Linked DNA regions of Homo sapiens: all the other regions are linked to region 1. Evidence: read pairs that join two places in POLR2A ChIA-PET (ENCODE). Cell type or tissue: PC-9. All regions are shown on one strand. Links, peaks and the distances in the headings refer to the core of each region. The heading gives the core; the rest is flanking DNA.

Region 1 (10,385 bases), core at 1,795-6,794:
TTTTTTTTTTTTTTTTTGTAGAGATGATATCTCGCCATGTTGCCCAGGCTGTTCTCAAGCTCCTGAGCTCAAGCAGTCCACCTACCTTGGTCTCCCAAAGTGCTGGTATTACAGGCGTGAGCCACTGTGCCTGACTGGAGCCTCCATTTTTCACCCAGAGCATTTTCTGAGAATTCAGTGAGATATATGATATGATAAGCTGTGCCCTAGCCCTGAGTACATGCTGGGCAGGTTTTAATTGTACAAGTTTTATTTATTCATCTGTACACTTTGATCTTGCCAGGGAGGATGTGGTGAGAACTGGGTCTTGGGGCTTGAAAGCGGGCCACCTGAGAAGGGTCTGGCTCTGTGAGTACCTTGGTGTTTAGAGATCCTCAGCGTGGAGCCAGGGGATCATTTACTTGGGACATTGGTAGACGGATCGCTTGCTTTATTCCCAGAGGCATAAGCCAGATCTGGCACCTGTAACCCCTGTGAACCTGGAGAGAGTGAGAAGGAAAACCCTGTCCTAGGCTGGAATTTCCTGGTGTGGCCCCTTACACTCAGATCCCTTTTGTTAACCAGAGAAAGGAATGCAGCTCGTGCAGCTCTGGGCTGCTGGGTATCCTAGGCTCGGGGATCAGGTGATGGACGCCAGGGCTGGGGGCTCTGCATGGCTTCCTGGATCCTTTTACCACCTCTCTTCACCCATGAGTGACTCCTTCTCAAAAGTCAGGTGTGGCTGGGCATGGTGGCTCATGCCTGTAATTGCAGTACGTTGGGAGGCTGAGGCGGGAGGCTCACCTGAGTTCATGAGTTCGAGACCAGCCTGGCCAACATGGTGAATCCCTGTCTCTGCTAAAAATACAAAAATTAGCCGGGTGTGGTGGCGCTCACCTGTAATCCAGCTACAGGGGGGCTGAAGCATGAGAATTGCTTGAATTGTTTGGATTTAAAAACCCAGTGCTTCATTGGTTTGTGTGTAGTGGTTTTATGTTCTCTTTTGTGTATGGCCACTCAGAGCTTAGGGCCATTTTGGACTGTGGTTTCTGCTGGCATGAATGTGAAATGCTTCTGTGACTCTGGAAGAGTTTGGCAGTTTTTTTTTTTTTTTTTTTTAAGTTAGACACAGTGAACATACCACCAGTCACCCCCTTCCCAGGCATCCAGCCAACAGAGCTGAGAACATATGTTCATAAAAGGCTGGTACAGGAATGTTCTTAGCTACTTTGTGATAACCCAAACTGGAGGTAAGCCAGACATCTATTAGCAAGTGAACAGACAGATGCACCAGTTATGTACATCTGCACAACTGAATACTAAGTGATGTACAAGAACGAACTATTGGCCGGGCACAGTGGCTCATGCCCATAATCTCAGCACTTTGGGGGCCCAAGGCAGGCAGATCACTTGAGGTCAGGAGTTCAAGACCAGCTTGGCTAACATGGTGAAACCCTGTCTCTACTAAAAACATAAAAATTAGCTGGGTGTGGTAGCGCACACCTGTAATCCCAGCTACTCGGGAGGCTGAGGCAGGAGAATCGCTTGAACGCAGGAGGCGGAGGTTGCAGGGAGTCAGGATCGCACCATTGCACTCCAGCCTGTGTGATAGAGCAAGACTCCATCTCAAAAAAAAAAAAAAAAATCCCTATAAGATAAAGACTACTTTTTTGGTGACAGCTTTATTGAGATATTCATACACCGCACAATTCATGTATGCAGAACATACAATTCACTGATTTTTAGTGTGTTCACAGAGTTGTGCAGTCATCATCACAGTCAATTTTATTTATTTGCTTTTTAAGACAGAGTCTTGCTGTGGCGCTGAGGCTGGAGTGCAGTGGCACAACCTCGGCTCATTGCAACCCCCTCCTCCTCCTGAGTTCAAGCGATTCTCCTTTCTCACCCTCCCAAGTAGCTGGGATTACAGGCAACCGCCACCATGCCTGGCTAATTTTTTATATTTTTAGTAGAGACAAGGTTTTGCCATGTTGGTCAGGGTGTTCTCAAACTCCTGACCTCAAGTGATCCACCCGCCTCGACCTCCCGAAGTGCTGGCATTACAGGCATGAACCACTGCACCCAGTCAAAAAAAAAATTTTTTTTTAGAAATAGGGTCTTGCTGTGTTGCTCTGGCTGGCTGGACTGTTTTTTTTTTTTTTTTTTTTTCCACTGATGTATATATGCCTATCCCTTTACCTGTCTTGATGATTGTTGTTCTTTTTTTTGTTTTGTTTTTTTCTTTTTGAGACTGAGTCTTTTTGCCCAGGCTGGAGTGCAATGGTGTGGTCTCAGCTCACCACAACCTCCGCCTCCTGGGTTTAAGCGATTCTCCTGCCTCAGCCTCCCAAGTAGCTGGGATTATAGGTATGTGCCACCATGCCGGGCTGATTTTGTATTTTTAGTAGAGATGAGGTTTCTCCATGTTTGGTCAGGCTGGTCTTGAACCTGCCGACCTCAGGTGATCTGCCCACCTCGGCCTCCCATAGTGCTGGGATTACAGGCGTGAGCCACTGCGCCCAGCCTATTGTTGTTCTTTCTTTTTGAGATGGAGTTTTGCTCTGTCACCCAGGCTGGAGTGCAATGGCCTGATCTCCACTCACAGCAACCTCCACCTCCCAGGTTCAAGTAATTCTCCTGCCTCAGCCTCCCAAGTAGCTGGGATTACAGGCACCTGCCATCATGCCCGGCTAATTTTTGTATTTTTAGTAGAGATGGGGTTTCACTATGTTGGTCAGGCTGGTCTCAAACTCCTGACCCCAAGTGATCCAGCCACCTTGGCCTCCCAAAGTGCTGGGATTACAGGTGTGAACCACCACTCCTGGCCATGATTGTTATTTTGTATTGTTTTGAAATCAGGAAGTGTGAATCCTCCAACTTGATTCTTATTTTTCATGATTGTTTTGACTGTTCTGGATCCTTGAGTTTCCATGTGAATTTTAAAGTTAGCTCATAATTTCTACCTGGCAGCCAGCTGGGCTTTTGATGGGGATTGCCTTGACTCTAGATCAGTTTGGAGCCATCAGTTTTCTAAGTCTTTAACTTATTCAACTCGTTTAATCTTACCTACCTTGGAGGTAGGTCCTACTTTTATCCTCATTTCACAGAGGAGGAAACTGAGGCCCAGAGAGCTTAAGGACCTTGTCTGAAGTCACGCAGCTGGCCAGTGGCCAAGCCAGACCTTGAGCCGGTGGCTCTGGAGCCCGTGGCTCTGGAGCCCGTGTTTGTAACCACTGTGCTGAGCTGCCTCTTTCCCTGGGCTTGTTGTCTTTGACTCTGCCTTCCCTGAAGGGTGACATTCCCTGGCCATGTCCCTGTGGTAGGGGGCTGCATCTCTGGCAGACCCCACAACGGCTTCACCTCCTTGTGTTCCAGGCAGCCGGTGAAGGTTGTGTACTCCTCCAAGGATCCTGCCCAGCCGAAAGAGAGTTCCAAGGTGGATGCGAATGAGGAGGTGGAGGCTTTGATCGTCAAGTCCCCACAGAAGGAGTGGAACCCCTCTCTGTTTAAGGTGTTATACAAGACCTTTGGGCCCTACTTCCTCATGAGCTTCTTCTTCAAGGCCATCCACGACCTGATGATGTTTTCCGGGCCGCAGATCTTAAAGTAAGACCCCTTCCCTCCCAGGTGGGCTCCATTTTCCCTCCTTGGCTTTGATCTTTCAGTTGCATCAGTCATAACCCTGGGGTCATGCTGTGTCCTGAAGTGGGCTCATAGCCAGATGTCTCCATTTTTACTTTAGCTTTTTTGAAAAAAATAGAGACAGGGTCTTGCTTTGTTGGTCAGGCTGGTCTCGAGCTCCTGACTTCAAGCGATCCTCCTGCCTCGGCCTCCCAAAGTGCTGGGATTGCAGATGTGAGCCATGGTCACTGCCTAGCTTTACTTTATGCTTTACTTAATTACCATATTAGTGAAGACCACATCGTTTGCAAGTAACAGAAACCCACTAGGCTCCCCTAAAACCCAAATGGGGAGGATATGGCATTGTCTTGGGAAACCAAGAGCAAGGAAATGCCAGCAGATCTCATGAAAAAACTGCAACCAGGGTTGGGCGCAGTGGCTCATGCCTATAATCCCAGCACTTTGAGAGGCTGAGGTGGGAAGATCACCTGAGGTCAGGAGGTCAAGACCAGCCTGGCCAGCATGGTAAAACCATCTGCTAAAAATACAAAAATTAGCCGGGCGTGGTGGTGCACGCCTGTAATCCCAGCTACTCAGGAGGCTGAGGCATAAAAATTGCTTGAACCCAGGAGGCAGAGGTTACAGCAAGCTGATTGCATCACTGAACTCAAACCTTGGCGACAGAGCAAGACTTTGTCTCAAAAAAAAAAAAAAAAAAAAAAAGAATAAAAACAACAACAAAAAACTGCAACCAGGAACTGGGGAGTCAGAAAGGAAGTTGCCTCTCTCCTACCTGGCTCTCTGCTGCTCTGTGACTCAGGGGCTACACATCCCTTCTCTTTTCCTCCCTACCTCTTTACCTCGTGTTCCCTATGCAATTCCTTTGGGTGACTTGCTGGTGATGAGATATAGCTAGAGCAATTAGTGCACAACCCCAAGGCAGAGGCCTCTTTTATGAGCAGTTTGGGTCACCTGCACAGCCAGATCACCACTGTGGACTTGTTTTTCCATCTATGAAATTGAAGTGATAGTGTCTAGCTCATCTGGCTCAGGAGAAAGTTGCAGTGCCAACACTGAAGCTCTCTTCCCTGCCCCCACGTGTCACAAGTCATTCCAGGCCCTCTCTTTGCTCCTTTGCAGGTTGCTCATCAAGTTCGTGAATGACACGAAGGCCCCAGACTGGCAGGGCTACTTCTACACCGTGCTGCTGTTTGTCACTGCCTGCCTGCAGACCCTCGTGCTGCACCAGTACTTCCACATCTGCTTCGTCAGTGGCATGAGGATCAAGACCGCTGTCATTGGGGCTGTCTATCGGAAGGTAGGGGACGCTGTGCCATTGGCATGTGGCCCGACTTCCACATCCCCTCCTGCAGCCCTGGGTTACTCTGGGGCCAGCGTGGGGATTTCCAGCCCAGCTTCTGGAGCAGTAGGATGAGGGTAGCTTCCGTGACCTTAGGTGGCAGGGACAGCACGCATCAGGCATTGTACGTTAGGAAAGCTGATTTCAAGGGTGGGCGTGTAGATGTCTTTGTGTATCAGCTGTGAGTAATTGAGTTTCTTAGATGGATCAGTGGCCCTTGTTGTGGGGAAATCCAAGTTTGGATCCTCATTCTGCTGTTAACATTCTGTGTTTCAGCTTGTTGTCACTCTTTTTTTTTCGTTTTTTTGAGACCAGGTCTCACTCTCTCCCCCAGACTGGAGTGCAGTGGCATGATATTGGCTCACTGCAACTTCTGCCTCCTGAGTTCAAGCGATTCTTCTGCCTCAGCCTCCTGAGTAGCGGGGACTACAGGCGCCTGCCACCACGACCGGCTAATTTTTGTATTTTTAGTAGAGACAGGGTTTCGCCATGTTGGCCAGGCTGATCTTGAACTGCTGACCTCAGGTGATCCGCCTGCCTCAGCCTCCCAAAGTGCTGGGATTACAGGCATGAGCCACCGCGCCCAGCCTGTTGTCACTCTTAATTTGAACTGAGCAGGTGGCACATTCCTTGCATGGTAAGAGTATGTAGCAGGCATTTGTGTACATCCAATTTCAAAGGACCTAAATTACCTTCTTGATCCCTATAAATTTTTTTTTTTTTTTGTCTCGAGGTCAAGGAAACTGCTTGGCTCCTAGGTTAGGAAGAGACAGTCTTGCAGGTACTTGATGAACTAGAGGAGTGATTCTCAGGCCTGTCTGTGAATTAGACTCACCTGGGGAGCTTAAACTGATGCAGGCCAGGCACTGTAGCTCATGCCTGTAATCCCAGCAGCTTGGGAGACCAAGGTGGGGGAATCACTGGAGGCTTGGAAGTTCAATACCAGCCTGGTCAATATAGCAAGACCCTGGCTCTGCAGAAAATTTAAAAAAATTAGCCAGGTATGGTGGTGCGTACCTGTAGTCCCGTCTACTCAGGAGATTGAGTTAAAAGAATCACTTCAGCCCCGGAGTTGGAGGCTGCAGTGAGTCCTGATAGCATCCCTGCATTCCGGCCTGTGTGACAGAATGAGACCCTGTCTGAAAAAACAAAAAAACTTCCTGACACCTAGGTTGCACCAGACCAGTGAAATTGCGATTGCTGTGGTGGCACCCAGGTGTCATTGTTTTTGTTTTTTATTTATTTTTATGTTTTGAGACAGGGTCTCGCTCTGTCACCCAGGCTAGAGTGCAGTGGCATGATCTTGGCTCACTGCAGCCTCCACCTCCTGGGCTCAAACGATCCTGCCACCTCAGCCCACCACGTAGCTGGGCCCAGAGGCATGCATCACCACGCCTGCTAATGTCTTAGTGTTTTTAAAACTCACGAGGTGATAGTGTGCAATCATGTTTGAGGGCTAGGGACATTTTCCCCCACCAGGGCACGTTTGGCAATATCTGGGGGCATTTTCGGTTGTCCCAACTGGGGGCGAGGGCATGTAGTGGGTCGAGGCCAGGTATTGCTGCTAAAACTCCTACAGTGCGCAGGACAGCCCCCCAAAGAATTATCTGGCTCCAGATGTCAAGAATGCCAAGGATTAGAGACCCTGGCCCACACCCTCAGTCCTTCAGTGGGATCTGGGACCAGTAGCACTGACACAGCCTGGAAGCGTAGAAATGCAGAATCCCAGGCCACACCCCAGACTTGCAGAATCCAAAACAACTCCCCCCACCCCCCACCACTCCCCCCAGAAAAACCCGGCCGCATGTGTGCACATTAAAGCATGCGAAGCCCTGGTTTCGAGGACACCTAGGGTCCCTTGCCAACTGATGAGTTCAAGGTTGGGAGGCACTGAGCACCGCGGATAAGAATGTGGGCTTTGAGATGACACAGGCGTCCTGGGCAGACAGATAGGTCGGGAGGGGAGGAGGAGAGATCTGCGGCATTTCTGCCCCTGAGAGTCTCCTTCCTCTCCGTGGGTCTGGAGGGAGAGTCAGGCCTCTTCAGCTGCCACACTCACCCACCTTCCCTCTCCTTTGTCCCACAGGCCCTGGTGATCACCAATTCAGCCAGAAAATCCTCCACGGTCGGGGAGATTGTCAACCTCATGTCTGTGGACGCTCAGAGGTTCATGGACTTGGCCACGTACATTAACATGATCTGGTCAGCCCCCCTGCAAGTCATCCTTGCTCTCTACCTCCTGTGGCTGGTGTGTGTTTAACGCCGTTTCCCTTTGCATGCAGGGAGGGACTTCTACGTGTGGGCAGTGGGCCGAGGGAGTGGGTGTTGATGGTAATGGCATGTAGAGCTCCCTGGCAGTTCCGGCTGTGGTTCATATTTTATTTTCCAGCCTGTTAACCAATTCCTCAGTATTTTGTTCCTTTCCTGAATTGTCAGGTTGATGTTCTCCTTGGTGGCATGGCGTTTTCATTTTCTCTTTTCCTTGACAGTGTCAGTAATTAACTACCCTACAATGGACGACACATCATATTTCTCCCCTTGAATCCTCCCAAACGCTAACCAGACTCACTTATTCATTAGTCCCTAATTATGGTGGTCAAAATTCTCTCAATTGCAAGGGATATAAATCTGTCTTAAAGTAGCCTAAGTGGCCGGTTGCAGAGGCTCACGCCTGTAATCCCAGCACTTTGGGAGGCCGAGGCGGGCAGATCACCTGAGATCAGGAGTTCGAGACCAGCCTCAACGTGGAGAAACCCCGTCTCTACTAAAAATACAAAATGAGCTGGGCGTGGTGGTGTATGCCTGTAATGCCAGCTACCTGGGAGGCTGAGACAGGAGAATTGCTTGAACCTGGAAGGCGGAGGTTGCGGTGAGCCGAGATTGGGCCATTGCACTCCAGCCTGGGCAACAAGAGTGAAACTCCAATTCCAAAAAAAAAAAAAAGTAGCCTAAGTAAATAGAGGGAACTTTGGGGCTGCATGTATCTCAGAAATCTGGGGACTAGCTTCAGGTGTGGATTGATCCAGGAGATCAAGCAATGTTGTCAGTACTCAGTTTCACCCACTGCCCTGTTGTCCTCTGAGTTAACATCATTCTCAGTGGTACTTCCCTACATGGCTCCGTAGCTTTGGGCTGATAACATCCTGATAGATAAAGGTGCCAGAGAAAAGACAAGGCAGCATTTCTCTGCACAGCCAGAGTCAGTCTCAGAGAGCACTCTGATTAGCCTGGCTTGGTCCTATTCACACCCGTGAACCAATCACTGTGGCCCAGGAGGCAGAGTTCTCTCATTGGCCAGCCTGGGTCACATGTCCTCTCCCATGGCAGAAGAGATGTGATTGACAGCCCTTCCATGTGGAGAGGGAGAGTTCCCAAAATAAAATGATAAGCAAAGAGGCTCATAGCACAACACATGCCTTGTGCTTTGCTACCTCTGGATCTTTGCCACGTACCTTTCCTTCCTTCTTCCTAATTGATGAAAGCCTGCTCATCCCCCAAGGCTGTAACAAACACTACTTCCATTGATTTACCCTCCCTTCTCAATTAGATGGACTTCTTCTTTTGAATTTTGAGTCCCAATAACTTTAGTATAGGAACTCATCTAATAATACTTTCTGAAATAGTTTTTTTTGTTTTGTTTTTGTTTTGACATGGAGTCGCGCTCTGTTGCCCAGGCTGGAGTGTGGTGTGCCATCTTGGCTCGCTGCAACCTCTGCCTCCCAGCTTCAAGCAATTCTCCTACCTCAGTCTCCCGAGTAGCTGGGACTACAGGCTTACACCACCACGCCCATTAAATTTTCTTTTTTTTTTGTATTTTTAGTAGAGACAGTGTTTGATCATGTTGGCTAGGCTGATCTTGAACTCCTGGCCTCAGGTGATCTACCCTCTGTGGTCTCCCAAAGTGTTGGAATTACAGGCGTGAGCCACCGTGCCCAGCCCACTCCCTGAAATAGTTTTGTTTTGTTTTTTTTGCATGCTCAGTGTACTGCCTCCTCTTTGAAGGGTAACATGTTAGCTACTTGCAGACATATAGCAGCTGACTTTTGTGTCTTCTGTGGGTACAACCCCAGCAGGGCCTGATGCATAATGGGCACAGCTCAAATTATTATCTGTTATTGAAAGAGAAGGGCTGGACGAAATGGCTCATGCTTGTGATCTGAACACTTTGGGAGGCCAAGGCGGGTGGATCATCTGAGGCCAGGAGAGCAGCCTGGCCAACATGGCAAAACCCCGTCTCTACTAAAAATATAAACATTAGTCAGGCATGGTGGTGTATGCCTATAATCTCAACTACTTGGGTGGCTGAGGCAGGAGAATGGCCTGAATCCGGGAGGCGGAGGTTGTATTGAGCTGAGTTTGTACCACTGCATACCAGCTTGGGCAACAGAGCGAGACTCTGTCTCAAAAAAAAGAAAAAGGAAGAAGAAAAAATTACTGGTTTATTTGGCTGTAGTTTGGTTTTTTTTTGTACATTTGTAGAGCAGAAGGTGAGTAAAGTGTTTCTAATAATAAAACTCAGAAAAAACACCAGAATTTAATTGTCTAATAGGCTGGGTACAGATATAGGTGGCATGCGCCTGTAATCCCTGCACTTTGGGAGGCTGAGGTGGAAGGATTGCTTGAAGCCAGGAGTTTGAGACCAGCCTGGGCAACATAGTGAGACCCTGTCTCTACAAAAAAAAAAAAAAAAAAAAAAAATTAGCTGGGCATGGTGGTGCCTACCTGTGGTCCCAGCTACCGTGGAGGCTGAGGCAGGAGGATTGCTTGAGCCTAGGAGTGCAGAGGCTGCAGTAAGCTAGGATCACACCACTGCACTCCTACCTGGGTGACAAGGCAAGACCCTGTCTCTAGAAGAAAAAAAAAATCTAAATAAAGTGTCTTTTCAAGCAGGTGTCTTGGGGAGTCCACTTTTGTAAAAGTGCTACTATGGGAAAAATATTTTTGGAACATTTGTTCTAGAACTGCCTTCAGGATTGGTTTATGAACCGTTAAGAAAATTGTCTAACATCACGTTTTGTTTTAGATGGTAGTTGCTTGAGCTCAGCACTGTTGACACTTGGGGCCAGACAGTTCTTTGTTGTGGGGGCTGTCTTTTTTTTTTGTTCTTGTTATTGTTTTTTTTGTTTTTTTAAGGGACAGAGTCTTGCTCTGTTGCCCAGGCTGGAGTGCAGTGGTGCGATCATAGCTCACTGCAGCCTTGAATTCTTGGCCTCAAGCAGTCTTCCCACTTTGTCATCTCATCTAGCTGGGGACTACAGGTGCACGCCACCATGCCTGGCTAAGTTATTTATTTTTTTGTAGAAATGGGGGTCTTGCTGTGTTGCCCAGGCTGGTCTCGAACTTCTACCCTCAAGCTATCTTACCACTTTGGCCTCCCAAAGTGATGGGATTACAGGTGTCAGTCACTGCACCTGGCCACAAGGCT
Region 2 (10,385 bases), core at 3,937-8,936, 88 kb before region 1:
TGGACTTTCTTTAGCAGGGGAAAACCTGTGGCTTCCTTGTTGCCAGGTGTAGTAACAGCAAGATTATTTTTTGCAAAGATTCACATGGTGATCTGGGTTTGTGTTGCTGTGAATTCCAGAATATTCTCTTGTTTATTTTCTTCTGAATTGAGGAGGGGGCAAAACAGGGTGAACATCCATGAGGTTTTGTATCAGGACGTATTTTATTGATGGCAATTGGTAGTTGATGGCTAATGAGTATGTTTGGGGTGCGCTTTGTTTATCTTAAGAAACTCATTCACGAAGTCCAGTTGTAATATTTTTTAAAATTTTTATTTTCTTTTTTCTTTTTATTTTTTCCTTCGTTAAGGACTTTCTGCCACAGAAATTGCCAGGTGGTTGGGTTTTGCTTGGGGGTAATTGTAGCTGATCTCTGCCTCTGGTAGGTACCCCATCCCCGTGTTTGACCTTGCGTATTTCTGCTGTCTGGATTCCAAGACTTGTTGGAGGTGCCTTGGAACCAGAATTTGAGAGGAGGCAACTGGGGCCTGAGTGGGAAAATTGAAATATAATTAACTGAAAGCTAGAAAGTAGGTAGTTGTTGCTTTTTTCTTTTCTTTTTTTTTTCTTTTTCTTTTTTGAGACAGAGTCTTGCTCTGTCACCCAGGCTGGAGTGCAGTGGCACGATCTCAGCTTACTGCAATCTCTGCCTCCCCGGCTCAAGTGGTCCTCCTAACTCAGCCTCCCAAGTACCTGGGACTATAGGCGTGTGCCACCACGCCCAGCTAATTTTTGTATTTTTTATAGAGACAGATTCGCACTATATTGCCCAGGCTGGTCTCCTACTCCTGGGCTCAAGCGATCCTCCTGCCTTGGCCTCCAAAAGTGTTGAGATTACAGGCATGGGCCTCTGTGCCCGGCTGTTTTTGTGTTTTTCAAGGTAGCGTGTCCGAGGCCAGGAGCGACTGGCCTCCCAGGCAGTCAGATAACTGTGTGACCTTGAGCAAGCCACTTTCCCTCTGTGTGCCTCACTTTCCTCATCTCTAAAATTGGACAGGAGCCAAAAATGTGGCAGCCTTCTTGGGTTGTTGCGAAGGGTCAATGAGTTAATCTTGTAAGTGGCTCAGCTTGTGCCCTGCACGGAGATAAACAATGGTTAGTATTAAATATTATTTTTTCCAAAGATGAAGTTGTGTGTTTTAAGCTCCTTGTTCTTCCTTTGGATTCCCCTTTTCTTCAGCTGGTGGAGATGGGATTGGGCTGTGAAAAGGCAGTGAGGCACCCGTGCCTGGCTCCTGTTGTGACCAAGGTCATGTGCTTAGAAGTCAAGGTCAGTGGGCCTCGGGTGACTCTGTCAGAGCTTTGTTTCTGGGCTACTGTCTGCCTCTGAGCCGCAGGAAATGTCCAGAAAACCCAGAAGATGGAAATGGCCCATGATAAGTGTTCTGTTGACCTTTACTCAGACAGATGCTCTGGGAAGAGAAAAGGAGAACTTTGCTATCAAAACGGAAAATAGGGCCTGAGGACAGGTCACAGCAGCCCTTGGCTTTCTTTTCTCATGGGGGTGGGACTGGTAGGAGGCGCTGCTTTGTGGTTGATATTGGCATGATGGTTGGAAAAATGGGCCTGGGACTTTTTGTGAGTTCATTAAAAAAAAAAAAAAAAAAAAAAAAAAAAGCAGGCCGGGTGCAGTGGCTCACGCCTGTAATCCCAGCACTTTGGGAGGCTGAGGCAGGCGGATTGCTTGAGGTCAGGAGTTCGAGACCAGCCTAGGCAACATGGATTGACCCCCGTCTCTACTAATAATACCAAAAAAAAAAAAAAAGCCTGGCATGGTGGTGTGGCACCTGTGGTCCCGGCTACTAGGGAGGCTGAGGCACTAGAATCACTTGAAGGCTGTGGGGGTGGAGGTTGCAATGAGCTGAGATCACGGTCACTGCACTCCAGTCTGGGCCACAGACTGAGACCCTGTCTCAAAAAAAAGAGGGCCGGGTGTAGTAGATCATGCCTGTAATCCCAGCACTTTGGGAGGCCAAGGCAGGCGGATCACCTGAGGTCAGGGGTTCAAGACCAGCCTGACCAACATGGCAAAACCCCATCCCTACTAAAAATACAAAAATTAGCTGGGCCTGGTGATTCACGCCTGTAATTCCAGCTACTTGGGAGGCTGAGGCAGGAGAATTGCTTGAACCTGGGAAGAGGTTGCAGTGAGCTGAGATCACATCACTGCACTCCAACCTGGGCGACAGAGAGACTGTCTCAAAAGAAAAAAAAAATTGTGCTTCAGGCCCTGTGTAGAAAAATTGGAAATTATGGAAAAGCAGAGGAAACAACTTGGTATTAAGCAGTATAGTGTGGTGGCTCAGAGCAAATTCGCCTCTGCTGCTGAGGCAGGTTACGTCATCTCTCCGTGCCTCAGTTTCCCTATGTGGGATAACGTAGTACCTAGTGAATAGCGGTGACTTGAGGAATAAGTGAGTTAATCCTTAGCAAGGACTTAAAATGTTGCTGCTTGGCACACAGCGCTCAGTAAAGATCAGTGGTCGTTGCCACCTGGAATTCTCCAGTTAATTTTTGCTGTTGCACCAACTGCCACTGGAGAAGACCAGAAGGAAGCTGCAGGTGTGTGTCACCGTCGATGGAGTGAGCTGGTCCCAGGGTTGATGTGCACCTCTGAGATGCTCTGTGGCATCCACCAACTCAGTAACCCCCTGAATATCTGACTTAGCCGCCAAGGAAGAATATCTTAGAAGCTATTAGGAATTCCTCTTGGGGCTAGGTCTGGGCCTTGGAGTCAGTCTGATCCCTGGTTTAATTCTTCCCCTTGGCTCAACAGCAGTGTACGACGAGCCAATTTTTCCCCTCCTCCAAGTGTGGCTTTGGTTTTCAAATCCATCCCTTAGCCTTCTCCTACTTCCTCTGTTTTCCCCTCCCCACCCTTTTTTTTTTTTTTTTTTTGAGATGGTGTCTTGCTGTGTCGCCCAGGCTAGGGTGCAGTGGTGTGATCTCGGTTCACTACAACCTCTGCCTGCTGCGTTCACATGATTCCCCTGCCTCAGGCTCCCGAGTAGCTGGGATTACAGGCGCACAGCCACCATGCCTGGCTAAGTTTTGTATTTTTACAAAACTTTACAAAACCCCCATAGAGACGGGGTTTCATCATGTTGGCCAGGCTGGTCTTGAACTCCTGACCTCAAGTGGTCAACCTGCCTCAGCCTCCCAAAGTGTTGGGGATTGCAAGCGTGAGCCACCGCGCTCAGCCTGTTTTCCCCCTTTTTGGCTGCCCCTCCTTCCAGACCCTTCCTCTCTCCCTTCCTTATGGAGTGTTAGAGTGGAAAGGGATGTCAGATCTTGGGGGGCCCTCCTCTCCACCCACCCCATTTCGTGGATGTGGACACTGAGGTCCAGGATGGTGACATGACAGGGTGCAAGGTGGCAAGGTGAATGGCTTTGGGAGGAGATGAGGGTGACCCGGGAGAGGCCTGGGCAGGAGTGGACTCAGGGGTTCCTGGTCCAAATGGGTTCGTGATTCAGGCCAATCAGGAGCGGATTCAGGGTTCCTTGGCCAAATGGAGCCACTGCAGCCACAGGGGCCCTGCAGAAGGCAGCTGCAGCCGGTCCCTTTGGCCAAGACTCTCCTGAAGGGTCGTGTTCTCTTTCTCCGAGGACAAGTTCCATTTGTGATAGCCTGGAGGGGGTGCCTCGCCTTTGGGACCTGGTGGTAGATGGGGGGGAAGAAAACCTTTTCTGTTTGTGGACACAACTTTTAGGAACTGATCTCTCTATGTGGGTGTCTCCCACTGACCATGTTCCTAAAGAACGTGAGCTTCCTCTTCCCATGTCAGTCTCCAGCTTTGACTTCTCTTTTTCTCCTCCCATTCCTATCACATCTGTCAGCAAATCGTGTTGCCCGTTGCCTCAAACGGGCTGCTTTTCATGGCTTCCCCGACTTCCACTCTGGCTCGAGTCATCGTTGGCCAGTTTCTGGATTTGAACAGTCACCTCAGTCCAGGCGCCGTGGCTCATGCCTGTAATCCTGGCACTTCGGGAGGCCAAGGCAGACGGATCATTTGAGGCCAGGAGTTTGAGACCAGTCTGGGCAGAATGGTGAAAACCTGTCTCAACTAAAAATACAAAAATTAGCCGAGCCTGGTGGTGGGCGCCTGTAATCCCAGCTACTTGGGAGGCTGAGGCAGGAGAATCGCTTGAGCCCAGTGGGGTTGGAGGTTGCAGTGAGCCGAGAGTTCGCCACTGCGCTCCAGCCTGGGTGACAGTGAGACTCTGTCTCAAAAAAAAAGAAAACAGCCACCTGTTCGCTGCTGTGCCTACTCTGCCCTTGACCCCTACAGTCTAGTCTTGGCCCAGCTGTCCCTCTTCTACTAAAACCCTGCAGTAGTTCCTTGAGGGTACAAGCCAAAGGGCTTACAGTGGCCTCGAAGGCTGGGCAGCATCTGTCCCCTTGGCCTCCCTGACCTCTTCTCTGGCTGCTTTCTGTCTCACTCTCCTCCAGCCACACTTGTGGCCAGGCCTGTCCCTGCCTCAGGGCCTTTGCACTTGCTGTTTCTCCTACCTACTATGTCCCTCACCTTCAAACTTTGTTCAGGTGTCACCTCAGGCATCCCGTTCTTTCCCTCCACTAGCAAATCTCTGTCCCCCATCTACACCCCCAGTAGCACTTACTGCCTTCTAATACACGTAATATTTTGCTTAAGTATTGTGCCTACTCTGTAAACTCCTACCAAAAGATCGGCTCCATAGGGGCAGGGATTTTGGCCTGTGTTTGTTTACGGCTGTAATCCCAGCACCTAGAACTGTGCCTGGGGCTTAGTAAATAACAGTTGACCTTGGAACAATTCAGGGGTTAGGAGTGCTGATGCCCCATGTAGTTGAAAATTTAGGATGCAGCGCGGTGGCTTACACCTGTAATCTCAGCACTTTGGGAGGCCGAGGCAGGTGGATTACCTGAGGTCAGGAGTTCCAGACTAGTCTGGCCAACATGGTGAAAGCCCATCTCTACAAAAATTAGCCAGGTGTGGTGGCTCATGCCTGTAATCTCAGCACTTTGGGAGGCCAAGGCAGGCAGATCACTTGAGGTCAGGAGTTTGAGACCAGCCTGGCCAACATGGTAAAACCCTGTCTCTACAAAAATTAGCTGGGTGTGGTGGCGGGTGCCTGTAATCCCAGCTACTTGAGAAGCTGAGGCATGAGCATTGCTTGAACCTGGTAGGCGGACACTGCAGTGAGCCGAGATCGCGCCATTGCACTCCAGCTTGGGTGACAGAGTAAGACTCTGTCTAAAAAAAAAAAAACACAATAAAGGAAAGAAAATTCAGGTCTAACTTTCAACTCCCTAAAAGTTTAACTACTAACAGCTTACTGTTGACTGGAAGCCTTACCGAGAACATAAGCAGTTGATAACACTAATTCTGTTGTTGTTGGTTGTTTTTTGATAGAGATGGGGAGCTTGCTGTGTTGCCGAGGCTGGTCTCAAACTCCTGGCCTCAAGCTATTCACCTGCCTCGGCCTCCTAAAGTGCTGGGATTATAGGCGTGAGCCACTGCACTTGGCCTAACTCATACCTTGTATATATATTATATACTGTATTTTTACAGTGAAGCAAGGTAGAGAAAAGAAAATGTTAAGATTAATTCATAAGAGAGATTTTTACTATTTATTAAGTGGAAGTGGATCATCATAAAGGTCTTCATCTTCATTGTCTTCACGTTGAGGAGGCTAAGGAGGAGGAGGAAGGGGAGGGGTTGGTCTTGCTATCTCAGGGATGGCAGAGGCAGAAGCATAATCTGAGTATAAGTGGACCCGTGCAGTTTAAATGTGTGTTGTTCAAGGGTCAGCTGTTTGTTGAATAAATGAATGACATGAAGTATTACAGTGGCTTTTGGGCGGTGTCGAAACTTCTTTGTAAGGATTTTAAGGATGAAATAATCACTTAACTGTCTGGAATGAACACTCAGATAAACTGAGTCCTCCAGCTTTCTCATCAGATGGCTTGTTTTTTTATTTTATTTTTTTGAGACAGGGTCTTGCTCTGTCACCCAGGCTGGAGTGCAGTGGCGCGACCTCAGCTCACTGCAGCCTCAACCTCCTGAGCTCAAGCAATTCTCCCACTTCAGCTCCCCAGGTAGCTGGGACTACAGGCACACACCACCATGCCCAGCTAATTTTTTTTTTTTTTTTTTTTGTAGAGATAGGGTTTTGCCATGTTGCTCAGGTTGGTGGTGAACTCCTGAACTCAGGCGATCTGCCTGCCTTGGCCTCCCAAAGTGCTGGGATTATAGGTGTGAGCCACCGTGCTTGGCAGAACAGCTTCTATTTCATCTTGGAAAGGTCAGAACAGGGTTTTGTCCACCCCTCTTTTCCCAGGACTCAGTGTCTCACACACAGTGGGGGCTCAATCAACATTAGAATTTGAGTGTTTGAGGTATGAGTTCCAAGCTAGGGGTTAGATATAGCTCACCACTGTGCTGGTTTGGCTTGATTTTAATTATAGGAATGACTGTGATTTCCAATTTTATTTATTTATTTATTTGAGACGGAGTCTTGCTCTGTTGCCAGGCTGGAGTGCAGTGGCACGATCTTGGCTCACTGCAACCTCTGCCTCCTGGGTTCAAGCAATTCTGCCTCAGCCTCCCCAGTAGCTGGGACTACAGGGGCACGCCACCACATCCAGCTAATTTTTGTGTTTTTGATAGAAACGGGGTTTCCAGTATGTTGGCCAGCATGGCCTCGATCTCTTGACCTCGTGATCCGCCCGCCTCGGCCTCCTAAAGTGCTGGGATTACAGGCATGAGCCACTGTGGCCCGCCCTACAATGTTTATTCATTGGCAGATTTCACAGAAACATCTGGATTTCTGGCTTCCCTTGAAAAATCAGAAGTTCTGCTAGCCCCAGGCCCACATTTATACATGGTAGCGGTCCGCTGAGGCTGTCCGTTTCTGAGTTGCTCCAGTTTGCCGCAGTCCCCACCCCTCCCTGTTGTTGCTTTAATTTTAAGGCCAAATGTTTGTTGCCTTTGTTTTATTTTATATTATTTTTTTGAGACGAAGTCTCGCTCTGTCACCCAGGCTGGAGTGCAGTAGTGGAATCTCGGCTCACTGCAACCTCTGCCTCCCGGGTTCCAGTGATTCTGCTGCCTCAGCTTCCCGAGTAGCTGGGATTACAGGCCCGCACCACCACACTCGGCTTATTTTTGTATTTTTAGTAGAGATGGGGTTTCTCCATATTGGCCAGGCTGGTCTTGAATTCCTGAACTCAAGTGGATCACTTGAGTTCCTCAGCCTCCCAAAGTGCTGGGATTACAGGCATGAGCCACCGTGCCTGGCCTGTTGCCTTTTTAAAATTGTGCTTCCTCACACCTGGTCTGCTTCTTGCATGGATGGAACCCACTTTGGCACCTGTTGGTATCTGAGTTGGCATCTCCTGCTTTGCAGGCCAACCTTGAAGTTAGCATCTGATTGGTATGTTGGCTTCAGATTTTCATGGCGAAGTAAGGCCTAGCTTTGATGATCAGCTCTTAGTGTGGTCAGTACAACTCTAGCTCGTGAAAACTTGCCCAAACATTTTGCCAAAATTAATTAATGGCCAGACATCCTGAGGCAAGCTTCCCCCCGCTTAGCAAGAAAACTGGGATAGGGCAGCATCCCTGTGGGTGGAGTGGTGCTGGGGACCTGCACTTACCTCTTAGAGGCTGAATGGTTGAACGGGGCCTTTGAGGAAGCTGTATTTTGCGGGTGGGGACATGGAGCACAGTTGCTCAGTGTCGGCCCCGTTGACATGTAGGCCACATCATTCTTTGTGGCCTGGTTGCTGTTCTGTGCAGCGTAGTCTTAGCCCCAAACCTGGCCTCTACCCCCTAGTAGATGCTGGTAGCACCTCCTCTTGTTGTGACAACCGAAAATGCCTCTAGATGTTTCCATATGTTCCCTGGGGTGTGAAATCACACAGCCACTGGTGTGGAGGAATATGGGGGAGAAACATGGAGCAAGACCTTCCTCCTCATCCTGCATTTCCCTAGGAGGTTGTGGGCTGTCGAAATTCTAGTGTAATTGGCTTACTGGGGTTGCCTTGGAGAAGCTTAATGAGACGTTAAGGAGGTTAAACTCCAATTAGCTAGAGAAGAAACTTGCGGCAGTTTCTTTTTTACTGAGGGCTGTGTCTTTTTACCTTTTTCCATTTTCCCAGTTGGAGTTGTGACAGTTCATTCTCCCCTGGGAAAACAAAAATGGCTTTCTTTTTCTTTTTCTTTCTTTTTTCTTTTGAGACAGGGTCTCCCTCTGTCACCCAGGCTGGAGTGCAGTGGCACAATCATAGCTCACTGCAGCCTCGACCTCCTGGGCTGAAGCTATCTTCCCACCTTAGCCTCCCAGGTAGCTGGGACCAGAGGTGCACACCACCATACCCGGCTAATTTTTGTATTTTTTGTAGAGTCAGGGTCTCACCATGTTGCCCAGGCTTGTCTCAAACTCCTGGGCTCAAGCGATCCTCCTGCCTCGGCCTCCCAAAGTGCTGGGATTACAGGCGTGAGCCACCATGCCCAGCCGAAAATGGCTTTCTTGAGAGATCAGCTTTGAAGCTCTACTCCTTCATTTTAAAGTGCCCCAGGAGAAGTGGACGATTACAAAGTTGAGATTCCACTTAAGTGTCCCCTTAGTTTAACTGTGGGATTCATCTCCTGGGGAGGTTGCCAGGTTCTGGAAAGTGGGTGTTAATGACCAGGGAGGGTGCCCCTAGGCTAGCATCCTGTAACCCTCAGGAATTGAGATTTTTATGGAGGTTTTCTCTTCCTCTCTGTGAGTTTTCTCTCTGAGAAACCTGTCTAGGGAGGGAGGCTCTAGGCTAGCATCCTGTAACCCTCAAGTAGTAATTGAGATTTTTATGGAGCTTTTATCTTCCTCTCTGTGAGTTTTCTCTCTGAGGAACCTCAGTGTACCTTTTACTGGCCTCCTAGGTAATACTTGTTTGGAGAATATGTGTGATGTCTAAGTCTTCCCAGTACAAGAAATTTGTGTGGTGTTTGACTGATTGATGGATGGAGTCTTGTTCTGTCGCCCTAGCTGATTGTACCACTGCACTGCAGTCTCGACCTCCCAGGCCAAGTGACCCTCCCAACTCACCCTCCCAAGTAGCTGGGACTACAGGCATGCACCAGCACACCCGGCTAATTTTTGTATTTTTTTTTGTAGAGATGGGGTTTCACTATGTTGCCCAGTTTGGTCTTGAACTCTTGAGCTCAAGCAGTCTCCCAGAGTGCTGGGATTACAGGTGTGAGCCACCACGCCCAGCCTCGTGTGGTCTTTGATACCCCTGGGTTCATTGTATTGTTCTTCCCACACTGCTTTTCATTCATTCATTTATTCAGTCATTATTAATTGAGCAGCTACTATGTGCTGCTGCTGCTCTAGGCACTGAGGATACAACAGTGAACAGGACAGACCAGGCCCATGTTCTCATGGGGTTTACACTGAGGGTGACGGAAATGATTTCAGATGCTGGCAAGTGCTGCAAAGACTTGAACCGGGAAAAACTGGGTGAGGTGCAAACTACTACGGAGGGATGTCCACAGAAGGCCTTTCGGAGGCGGTGAGGTTTGACCCCAGAGCTCAGTGGCAAAGCTGGCCATGCAAGGATGTGGGGGAAGGGAGTCCCAGAGTGGGAAGAGAATGTGCATAGGCCTTGAGGAAGATCATGGTGTGGTTAAAGTATTGAGGAGTTTAACTCAAAGGAACTGCAGAGCCCATCTCATAAAAATCTAGCCTGGAGCATTCGGCAAAATGCATAAAGCACTAACACAATGGCTTGTGGTCCTGGAATTTCCAGGGAAGGCGCTTACCAGCTCAGCAAGGAAGTAGAACAATGCATGGTCCCTGGCAGAAGCAAGAACCTTCTGATCTGTTTATGTTTGAATGAAACGCAGGTTTTTTTTTTTTTTTTTTTTTTTTAAAATAGATGGGGGTCTTGCTATGCTGCTCAGGCTGGTCTCGAACTCCTGGGCTCAAGCAATCCACCCACCTTGGCCCTTCCATGTGCTGGGATTACAGGCATGAGGCACTACGCCCTGCTGAATCTCAGGTCTTAAAAATTCAGTTTATTTTGTTTTATGAGTCTCTTCTCTTTCTCAGAACCTTAACTGAAACGTTTGTGATCAAGACCAACTTGGGTTTCCCCACTCCCCAGTTGCCTTTGATTCTCCGCCAAAGGCTTGTTCGTAAGATGATGAGGTACTTTTTTCCTGTGGTTAAGAGGACTTTCTATAGGTTGCTAGAAAACTCTTGTTTTAAAACAAGATGTTGTTGAATTGATCTGGCTGATTGCAGGAGGAAGATCTTGTACTGCAACTTTGTTGATGATGCTAATACTTTAAGGTGAATATTCTAGAAGAATATAAAGG
Region 3 (10,385 bases), core at 1,379-6,378, 78 kb before region 1:
AAAACTTTCAAGTTCCATAGTTATCTCCTTTGACTCCGTGTCTCACATCCAGGTCACACTGTTGCAAGAGGTGGGCTTCCACGGCCTTGGGCAGCTCTGCCCCTGTGGCTTTGCAGGGTATAGCCCCGCTCCTGGCTGCTTTCACAGGTTGGCGTTGAGTGTCTCCGTCTTTTCCAGGCACACGATGTAGCTGCAGGTGGATCTACCATTCTGGGTTCTGGATGGTGGCCCTTTTCTCACAGCTCCATTAGGCAGTACCCCAGTGGGGACTCTGTGTGGGGGCTCTGACCCCATATTTCCCTTCTTTACTGCATTGGTAGAGGTTCTCCATAAAGGCTCCACCCCTGCAGCAAACTTCTGGCTGGACATCCAGGCATTTGCATACATCCTCTGAAATCTAGGTGGAGGTTTCCAAACCTCAGTTCTTTAGTTCTATGTACCCACAGGCTCAATACCACATGGAAGCTGCCGAGGCTTGGGGCTTGCACCCTCTGAAGGCACAGCCTGAGCTGTGTACCTTGGCTCCTCTTAGCCATGACTGGAGTGGCTGGGCACCAAGTCCTAAGGCTGCACACATCAGGGGGGCCCTGGACCCAGCCCAGGAAACCGTTTTTCCCTCCTAGGCCTGTGATGGGAGGGGCTGCTGTGAAGGTTTGTGATATGCCCTGGAGACATTTTCCCCATTGTCTTGGAATTGGGCTCCTTGTTACTTTTGCAAGTTTCTGCAGCCGGCTTGAATTTCTCTTCAGAAAATGGGTTTTTCTTTTTACATTGTCAGACTGCAAATTTCCACACTTTTTTTTTTTTTGAGATGGAGTCTCTCTCTGTTGCCCAGGCTAGAGTGCAATGGCATGATCTCGGCTCATTGCAACCTCTGCCTCCTGGGTTCAAGCAATTCTCCTGCCTCAGCATCCCGAGTAGCTGGGATTACAGGCACCCGCCATCATGCCTGGCTAATGTTTGTATTTTTGTAGAGACAGGATTTCACCATGCTGGCTAGACTGGTCTCGAATTCCTGACCTCAAGTGATCTGCCCACCTTGGCCTCCCAAAGTGCTGGGATTACAGGCGTGAGCCACTGCGCCCGGCCAATTTCCACCCTTTTATGCTCTGCTTCCTCTTGAATGCTTTGCTGCTTAGTAATTTCTTCCCCTAGATGCCCTAAATCTTCTCTCTCAAGTTCAAAGTTCCACAGATCTCTAGGGCAGGGTCAAAATGCTGCCAGTCTCTTTGCTAAAGCATAGCAAGGATCAGGAGAACAGCATGGGGGAACCGTCCCCATGATCTAATCACCTCCCATGATGTCCCTTCCCTAATATGTGGGGATTCCAATTCAGATTACAATTCAAGATGGGATTTAGGTGGGGACACAGAGCCAGACCATATCAGTAATCTCTTGGGCTAACCAATAACCAATGTATTCTTGTATTTTTTCTTTGAAATTTTATAAATATTTATAAATTTAAATAACATTTAAATCAAAATGGATTATGTTGTAATCATTACTCTGCCAGTTTTTTTTTTTTAATTTTTAAATTTATTTTTTGTAGAGACAGGATCTCCCTATGTTACCCAGGCTGGTTTTGAACCCCTGGACTGAATCGATCCTCCGGCTTTGGCCTCCCAAAGTGCTGGGATCAAAGTTTGTTAATTTGATAGCTAAAATATATTTTCATCTGCATTTCAATTACAATTAGAAGCTATGTATCCTGCAACATATTTTCCAGCAATTTGTGTATTTTCAGTGTGTCTTTCTGAGTCCTTTTTGGGTATGCCTGGACTAGTTTGTCTTTTTCCTGTTAGTTTGTAAGGGCTCTTGTTATTGTGGGACCTTTCCTCTTTGTCCATCACCTGTATTGTATAAATATTTTGTTACAGGCTATTGTTTTCCTATTGGCATATTAACATTTGAGTCTTGTTCTTACTAGTATGTAGTTTTGCAAGGTTGCATTTGTAGCTTGCATACTGTCTCCTATGTTTTTATTTACTGTAATAAGTATTTTCCCATGTACCCACGTAACCTTTTTAATTAAACCTATAAATGTCCAATCGATAGTTCCCTGTGTTGGTGGGCTATAATCACATAATTATTATCTGTGGTTTGACATTTGGGTTGCTGTGTTTTCTTTCTCCTTTTTTTTTTTTATTATTATTTTTGAGACGGAGTCTTGTTCTGTCGCCCAGGCTGAAGTGCAGTGGTGCGACCTTGGCTCACTGCAAGCTCCGCCTCCCAGGTTCACGCCATTCTCCTGCCTCAGCCTCCCAAGTAGCTGGGACTACAGGCACCTGCCACCACGCCTGGCTAATTTTTTTGTGTTTTTAGTAGAGACGGAGTTTCACCGTGTTAGCCAGGATGGTCTTGATCTCCTGACCTTGTGATCTGCCCACTTCGGCCTCCCAAAGTGCTGGGATTACAGGCATGAGCCACTGTGCCCAGCCCCTTTCTCCCTTTTTAACTTTTTTGAGACAGCATCTTATACCATCACCCAGGCTGGAGTGCATTGCGCAATCTTGGCTCCCTGTGACCTCTGCCTCCTGGGTTCAGGTGATTCTCCTGCCTCAGCCGCTGGAGTAGCTGGGATTACACATGTGTACCATGATGCCTGATTAATTTTTGTATTTTCAGTAGAGATGGGGTTTCACCATGTTGGCCAGGCTGGTCTCGAACTCCTGACCTCAGGTGATCTGCCTCCCAACGTGCTGGGATTACAGGCGAGAGCCACCATACCCAGTCATTTTTATTTTTCTTTTAAAGAAAACACTGTCCTGAATACCACATGGGTAGAGTGCGTATTGGCTTATTTCCTTAGATGATGTTCTCAGGAGTGGAATGAATAACATCTGAAAAGGCTTCACTCTAGCCATTGTCTTATTTTCTAAAAGTGAGCTGGCCCAGCTCACCGTTCTAGCAGGGTCTAAGGTTACTTACTGCTGTGGTTATTATTCAGAGTGGACGATGGTGCATGTTAATGTCAGGCACAGCAGGGCGCGGTGGCTCACGACTGTAATCCTAGCACTTTGGGAGGCCGAGGTGGGCGGATCACGAGGTCAGGAGTTGGAGACCAGCATGACCAACATGGTGAAACCCCATCTCTACTAAAAATACAAAAATTAGCTGGCGTGGTGGCAGGCACCTGTAATCTCAGTTACTCGGGAGGCTGAGGCGGGAGAATTGCTTGAACCCAGGAGGCGGAGGTTGCAGTGAACTGAGATTGTGCCACTGCACTCCAGCCTGGGTGACAGAGAGACTTTATCTTAAAAAAAAAAAAAAAAGTCAGGCTTTTCTAGGGTTCCTCCATCAGCCTTGTAAGGCTGGAGACCCGTGGCCAGGAAGAAAATTGGAGCTGTCTGGCACTGGGAAGGGTAACCCAGTAGTTATAATTAGGTTGGCTTATCTGCGAGCCCTTTGATAAGGCTTCACTAATTTACTAACCCAGGATCGCATGTTAGATCAGGATCTCTCTGAGTGCTGCAATTGTAGTTTGCTTTTCTCTCTCTCTTTTTTTTTTTTTTTTAGAGACAGAGACTCACTCTGTTGCCCAGGCTGGAGTGCAGTGGTATGATCATGGCTCACTGCAGCCTTGAACTCCTGGCCTCAAGCGATCTTCCTGCCTTACCCTCCCGAGTGTCTTGGATTATAGATGCTTGTCAACATGCCCAGCTAATTTTTAATTTTTTTTAGAGATGAGGTCTTGCCCTGTCACCCAGGCTGGAGTGCAGTGGCATGAACATAGCTCACTGCAGCCTTAAACTTCTGGCCTCAAGCAGTTCTCCTGCCTCAGCCTTCCAAAGTGCTGGGATTACAGGTGGGCACCACTGTGCCTGGCCTGCAGTGGTTTAATAGGGCTCTTTCATCTTTAACTTTGGTCCCCTGCCCCCTGAGATCCGTGGAGTGAGCCGTTTGACGCTTGGTACTTGGGACAAAGCTGGCCTATGTCCAGTTCTCTGCATACTTGGTAGGGGAGTGTTTGGAGAAAAGGCTCACCTCTGAGTCACACCCTCTATATTCTCCAAAGGGCCATGGGGATGGGGTGGAGGAGGCTGGGGTGAAGAGATGTTGTAGCTCCAGAGAAAGCCAGGGAGGTGTATGCTGGGTGAAGAGGCCAAGTTCAGGAGCCTAGGTTTGAAAATCAGTATAGACGATTCAGGTTAATTCACCCTGTTGTTATAGAGCATCTGTCTGTAGGGTGGCCAGGTCTGGGTGAGTCTCTTGGACAAGATGGGTATCAGGTTTCAGCTCTGAAATTGGACTGATATGTGGGGAGATTCATTCTGCAGTTTTATTTGTAGTTTAGGTTTAAGAAAACTTGGACTGGGCACTGTTGCTGTCGTCTGATCCCAGCACTTAGTGATGCTGAAGTGGGAGGATCACTTGAGCCCAGGAGTTTGAGACCAGCCTGGGCAACAGAAAGACCCCATCTCTACAAAATAATAATAATAATAATTATTATTATTATTATTAGCTGGGCATGATGGGACATGCCTGTAGTCCCAGCTACTCAGGAGGCTGAGGCGGGAGGTTTGCTTGGTCCTGGGAGGTTGAGCTGCAGTGAGCTATGATTGCACCACTGCACTCCAGCCTGGACAACAGCATGGCACTGTCTCCAAAAAAAAAAAAAACAACAAAAAAAAAACTTGTTTAACTACCTAAATCATAGCATTTGTGTGAAGCCAGACTATCACAACTCTGAGAACTGCTGACATATACATATTTTGGAAGTTCCAGGTTTTCTGTTACTATAAACATGGTAGAGATTGAATTACTTAAAGGGACGTCTTTTCTCCTACTCTTTGTCTTGTCTGATGTTATAAGGGGTACAGTATAGAATGAAAACAGTGCAGAAATGAGTGAAACATGAAAATCCCTTCTAGAGATAATTTTCTTTTATTATTTTTTTGAGACGGAGTCTTGCTCCATTGCCCAGTCTGGAGTACAGTGATCTCGGCTCACGGCAACCTCCACCTCCCAAGTTCAAGTGATTCTCCTGCCTCAGCCTCCCGAGTAGCTGGGGTTATAGGTGTGTACCATGCACCACCATGCCCGGCTAATTTTTGTATTTTTAGTAGAGACAGGGTTTGCTGTGTTAGCCAGGCTGGTCTCGAATTCCTGACCTCAGGTGATCCGCCTACCTCGGCCTCCCAAAGTCCTGGGATTACCGGGGTGAGCCACCATGGCCAGCCTCTTCTAGAGACAATCTTATTGGCAGGTTGATGTTTTTAATTTTCAGCCTCTCTTCTCCACAGATCCTAAAGATATAGTAATTTTTTTTTTTGAGACAGAGTCTTGCTCTATTACCCAGGCTGGAGTGCAGGTGGCGTGATCTCTGCTCACTGCAGCCTTCACCTGCCGAGTAGCTAGGACTGCAGGCATGCACCACTATGTCTAGCTAATTTTTGTATTTTTAGTAGAGATGGGGTTTTACCATTTTGGCCAGGCTGGTCTCAAACTCATGACCTCAAGTGATCCACCTGCCGCAGCCTCCCAAAGTGCTGGGATTACAGGTCTAAGCCACCGTGCCCAGCCATAAATACATGGTATTTTTTAAGAACAAGAACGGGATTCTACAAAAACATATATATGTGTATTTTGAGACAGGATCTCCTCTGTTGCTCAGGGTGGAGTGCAGGGGCACGATCATGGCCCACTGCAGCCATGACCTCTCAGGCTCAAGCAATCCTCCCACCTTAGCCTCTGGAGTAGCTGGGACCACAGGTGCCCACCACCATGCCCAGCTAATATTTTTTCTTTTTTTTTTTTGTATTGAAAACAGTCAGCCAGGTGTGGTGGCTCACACCTGTAATCTCAGTACGTTGAGAGGCCGAGGTGGGCAGATCACTTGAGGTCAGTAGTTCAAGGCCAGGCTGTCCAACATGGTGAAACTCCATCTCTACTAAAAATACAAAAATTAACTGTGGTGGCGCTTGCCTATAATCCCAGCTACTGGGAAGGGGGAGGCATAAGGATCACTTGAACCTGGGAGGAGGAGGTTGTAGAGAGCCAAGATGATGGCACTGCACTCCAGCCTGGGCAACAGAGCAAGACTCTGTCTCAGAAAAACAAAACAAAACATATAGTCTTTATTTTTTTGTTTGCGTGGGCTGGTGCATCTTGATTATGATGCATTTTTGTTAATTGATATTTAATTGCAGATGAAATGTAACATGGATCTGAGTAATTGCTGATAATTGTTTCCTCTTTAGGCAGCTGGTCAGTCTTTTTTTTTTTTTTTTTTCTTTTTAAGAGAGTTTCTGTCTTGTTGCCCAGACTGGAGTGCAGTAGCGTGATCTCGGCTCACTGCAACCTCCTTTGCCAGGGTTCGAGTGATTCTCCTGCCTCAGCCCCCCGAGTAGCTGGGATTACAGGCATGTGCCACCACGCCCGGCTACTTTTTGTATTTTTAGTAGAGACGGGTTTTGCCATGTTGGCCAGGCTGGTCTCAAACTCCTGACCTCAGGTGATCCCCCCTGCCTCTGCCTCCCAAAGTGCTGAGATTACAGGCTTGAGCCACTGCTCCCAGCCCATAGTCTTTTTTTTTTTTAAACCTCTGTGTACAGGTAGGTCCTGGGGAAATTCGAGGCAAGACTTGGGTGAGTGGGTATCTTAGACCCTCTCAGGAGCTCTTTGCAGGAGGTAGAATCTCCGAGGGTCAGTGCCCATGAATGGGTCCCATGGCCTGACTGGTCCCATTCAGGTGACAGTCTCTGAGGGTCCTGCATAGCCCTTACCTGGGCTCCATGCTGGGAATCGAGCGGTATACAGAGCATGGTTCCCTGCCTTCCTTGAGCCCCAGTCTTGTTGGGGAAATGGCCAAATAAATGAATAATCATCAGGAAGTGCTATGAAGGGGAGCTGCGTGGTGCCCGGTGAGTGCAATAGCGGGGTTTCATCTGGTTGGAGAGAAAAAAGGAGACTCCTTAAGTGGGGAACCCGTTTGATGATACAGGTTTGGCTATGTGTGTCAAAGACCCCAAATATAGTGGGTTAAGATACAAGCTCATTTCTCTCTCATGTAAAAATCCCAGCTGGTGTGGCAGCTCTGTCCCCAAAATAATCAGGGTCCCAGGCCCCTCCCATCTTGTTGCTCTGCTGTCCTCATCTGCATGGATCAAGATGATGCATCTCCATGTCCACATGGCAGCCAGTAGGAAAGCAGAGTAAGGGCACAACCTGGAGGTTGCCTACGTCTCTCCTCGTCACATCCCATTGGCTTGTACCTAGTCATGTGGTGCCTCTAGCTGCAAAGGAGGCTGGGAAATGTAGTTTCCTTTCTAAGCAGGATGTACCCAGCTGAAGATGTTACTCAGGGATGAGGGAGAGTTGATACTGGAGCGCAGCTAGCAGTTTCTGCTGTATAGGCAAAAGCAGAAGGTAAGAATGTTCTGGGCAGTGGGAAATGCATGTGCAGAAGCACTGGCTTAATGAGGAAGGCCACTGTGGCTGGAGTCAAAGAGTAGGGAAGAGAAAAAGAACCAGAAGGAGGCTGAGAATTGGGCCTGTAGGACTTGGATCCTGTGGGAAGCCTTGGCAGCTTTCTTTCCCCCCTCCTTGCTTAGGCATTAGCTCTAAGACAGGGATATTTACAACACAATTATTTCTTTAAAATTATATATATATTTTAATTTGTACAGATGAGGTCTCCCTGTGTTGTCCAGGTTGGTTTCAAACCCCTGAGCTCAAGCCATCTTCTTGCCTCGGCCTCCGAAAGTGTTGGGATTACAGGTGTGAGCCATTATACCTGGCCTTCAACTCAGTCCCTAAAGACAACTCCTTCTCAAGTGTTGGAAAGAACCAATGACTAATCACTTCTAGTCTGCCTTATCCCCATCTTGCTTGTGTGACTTTGGTAAGAGTTTGTTTGTTTATTTAAAGGAGCAGAGAGTTTAATAGGCAAGAAGGGGCAAGAAAGAAGGGAGAATAAGATCCCCTGTATAGAGACGGAGGAGGGCTCCAAAGCTGAGAGAGGGAACCCCAGCTGCCACAGATAGCAGCTAGGTATATGTACAGAGGCTGGAAGAGGCAGTGTCTGATTTGCATAGGCCTCAGGGGATTGGTTTGACTAGGCATGTCTTTCACGTAGCGCATGAAAAAGCTGGCCCTCCCACCTAGCCTTTTAATATGCAAATGCAGGGTACCATGATCTGCACACTTGGGGAGGTGTGGTGGCGGCCATGTTGCTAGGAACATGTGGGGAAAGGGCAAGAAGGCTGTGGGAATCGCCATGTTTGGGTGGACCCAGTTTCTAATGGCTTGCATTTGCATATCAAAGGTTGCTGGCCTGGCTCTAAGAGCCGGGGCTTTACAAGAAACTTTTCCGGAGTTGCTTTAAAAACCAAACATTTCCCAAGGACCCCTTTTCCTCTCTATTTGCCTAAAATAATTGCTTAACTCCTACATTACCCCCTGTGGAGATGCCACATTAACTGCTGTTAGGGGGTTTTGGGCGACGACTTCTTCTGGCTACTTCCTGGTGAAAAGGGGCGTTGAATGGGGAACAGCAGCTAGGGCTCCTCCTGGGGTGGATCTAAGGGTCCTCGGAAGAATGGCGTGTCCATGTGTGCTTCAGGTTACAGCACCATTTTGAGTTTGATTGCTTCAGTCTGATGAAATAATTTCCTTTCCTGGCCAACACACCAAAATGATACGGCTCCGATGAGTGGGGGAACACCAGGGTTCTTGGTCCTCATGCCGGTTTAGATAAAATGACACAGACACACGTGGAGTGGTTTTAAGGAGTGGAGAGTTTAATAGGCAAGAAGGAAGGGAGAAGGAAGAAGGTCCCCTGTACAGAGACAGAGGGTGGGGGGCTCCAAAGCTGAGAGACGGAACCTCCAGGAGTTGATTTTATAAATAAAATAACATGCGTTGAGGTCACTCTGTGTTGTGTGGTATGCCCAGCCCTCTCTGCACATAACTTGTTTCAGGCCCACAGTCATGCTGGGTGGTTGCTGTAATGACTTTTTATTTTAAATGGGGAATCTGTGACACAGTTAAACATGCGCAGGATCATGTCACTAGCAAGGAGTGGACACGGTATTCAAACCCAGCAGGTTGACTCAAAGCCTGCCCTTTCCCCAGCTGTTTTGCCCCTCAGTCATTTGAGTCTAGTCTTCAGGATTTTGACATCTATCTCTTACCTTGTATCTGTTAGGATTGCATCTGGCTTCAAGAAACAGCCCTACTTCAGCAGCCTAAGCAGAAAGGTATTCATTTGTTTATTTTTTACATGTCAGGAATTCCAGTACCTCTTGGAGTTGCTGGCATTGGATTAGTGATGCAGGGTTGTTAGGACTGACATCTCTGCTGTTTTCTTGTCTTTTCCTCAAGGCCCCTAAATGGCTGCTACAGCCCTAGGCAATATATCTGGGTTCAAGGTAGGAAGAGGGAGGGATTGCACCAGCCTCATGGGTTCCTTTCTATTCAGGAAAGTCCAAGCCTTCTTCAAAGGCTCTTCTGTCCACATTGCAGACTTCTGGTCATGTCTCCTTGGCTGAAACTGGATTACATGACCACCTCTAGCTGCAAGGGAGGCAGGAAAAATGAGCATTTGGTTTTATGCTTCTCTAGGAGGAAACAGCAAGGGAGAAACTTTTGAGTAAGCCAGCCAATATTGTCCAACATGTACTTATTTTTTAACTTTTTTTTTTTTTTTTTTTTTTTTTGAGGCAAGGTCTGGCTGGCTCTGTTGCCGAGGCTAGAGTGTGGTGGCACAATCTCAGCTCGCTGCAACCTCTACCTCCTAGGCTGAAGCTATCCTCCCACCTTAGCCTCCAGAGTAGCTGGGACTACCACATGCACCACCATACCTGGCTAATTTTTATATTTGTAGAGATGGGGTCTCACCATGTTGCCCAGGCTGCTCTTGAACTTGTGAGTTCAAGTCGTCTGCCCACCTCAGCCTCCCAAAGTGCTGGGATGACAGGCATGAGCCATCACACTCAGCTAATGTTTTTCTTTCAATCAATTCACTTTTTAAGCCTTAACAAAGTTATCGCAAAAGGAAGTTTCATATCACTTTAGAATGTCTTTGAAGTCACAGGTTGGTTATATTTATGTGCTTACTTTAATAGCTATTAAAGTAAATATAGCACTACTAAGAAAAAAAGATATTCTTTAAATCGCCTATTATCAGTGGTTCTTAACTCTGGATGATTTTGTCTCCAGGGGACATTTGGCAATGTCTGGAAACATTTTTGGCTGTCACGATGGGGCAGGGAGCGCACGCCTAGAGTCTAGTGGGTAGAGGCCAGGGGGTGTGCTAAATATCCTACAATACAGGATGGGCTCCATAATGAAAAATCCTCTGGTCCCAAATGTCAGTAGTACTGCAGTTGAGAAACCCTGGCATGGACGCAATCCACCTGCTGCCAGGAGTTATATACAAGCCA

Evidence for each region. ChIA-PET counts read pairs that join two places held together with the same protein. Peaks named below come from ENCODE experiments on the same cell type or tissue, not always from the same donor. Only the 100,000 strongest peaks of a DNase experiment are listed, where the experiment ranks them.
Region 2: POLR2A ChIA-PET joins it to region 1 with 11 read pairs; 11 of 35 experiments call an interaction of 5 or more read pairs at or near these places.
Region 3: POLR2A ChIA-PET joins it to region 1 with 54 read pairs; 12 of 35 experiments call an interaction of 5 or more read pairs at or near these places.

Annotation. Positions count from the first base shown.
Region 1 is chr16:16,041,096-16,051,480 of GRCh38, forward strand. It overlaps ABCC1 (ATP binding cassette subfamily C member 1 (ABCC1 blood group)), which reads left to right. Exons shown (of 31, transcript NM_004996.4): 8 at 3,355-3,585; 9 at 4,741-4,918; 10 at 7,047-7,208. Among named protein-coding and RNA genes, the nearest start is that of ABCC1, 97 kb to the left of the region's middle. RefSeq lists a silencer at 257-551. In PC-9, for the core only: no CTCF peak of the experiment used is centred there; a DNase peak (open chromatin) is centred at 4,466; H3K27ac peaks cover 4,128 bases.
Region 2 is chr16:15,951,089-15,961,473 of GRCh38, forward strand. The region is part of intron 1 of ABCC1 (ATP binding cassette subfamily C member 1 (ABCC1 blood group)); the gene reads left to right. Among named protein-coding and RNA genes, the nearest start is that of ABCC1, 6.7 kb to the left of the region's middle. RefSeq lists enhancers at 7,097-7,597, 7,598-8,098. In PC-9, for the core only: no CTCF peak of the experiment used is centred there; no DNase peak of the experiment used is centred there.
Region 3 is chr16:15,963,154-15,973,538 of GRCh38, forward strand. The region is part of intron 1 of ABCC1 (ATP binding cassette subfamily C member 1 (ABCC1 blood group)); the gene reads left to right. Among named protein-coding and RNA genes, the nearest start is that of ABCC1, 19 kb to the left of the region's middle. RefSeq lists enhancers at 7,022-7,661, 7,662-8,300, 8,301-8,940. In PC-9, for the core only: no CTCF peak of the experiment used is centred there; a DNase peak (open chromatin) is centred at 3,968; H3K27ac peaks cover 3,091 bases.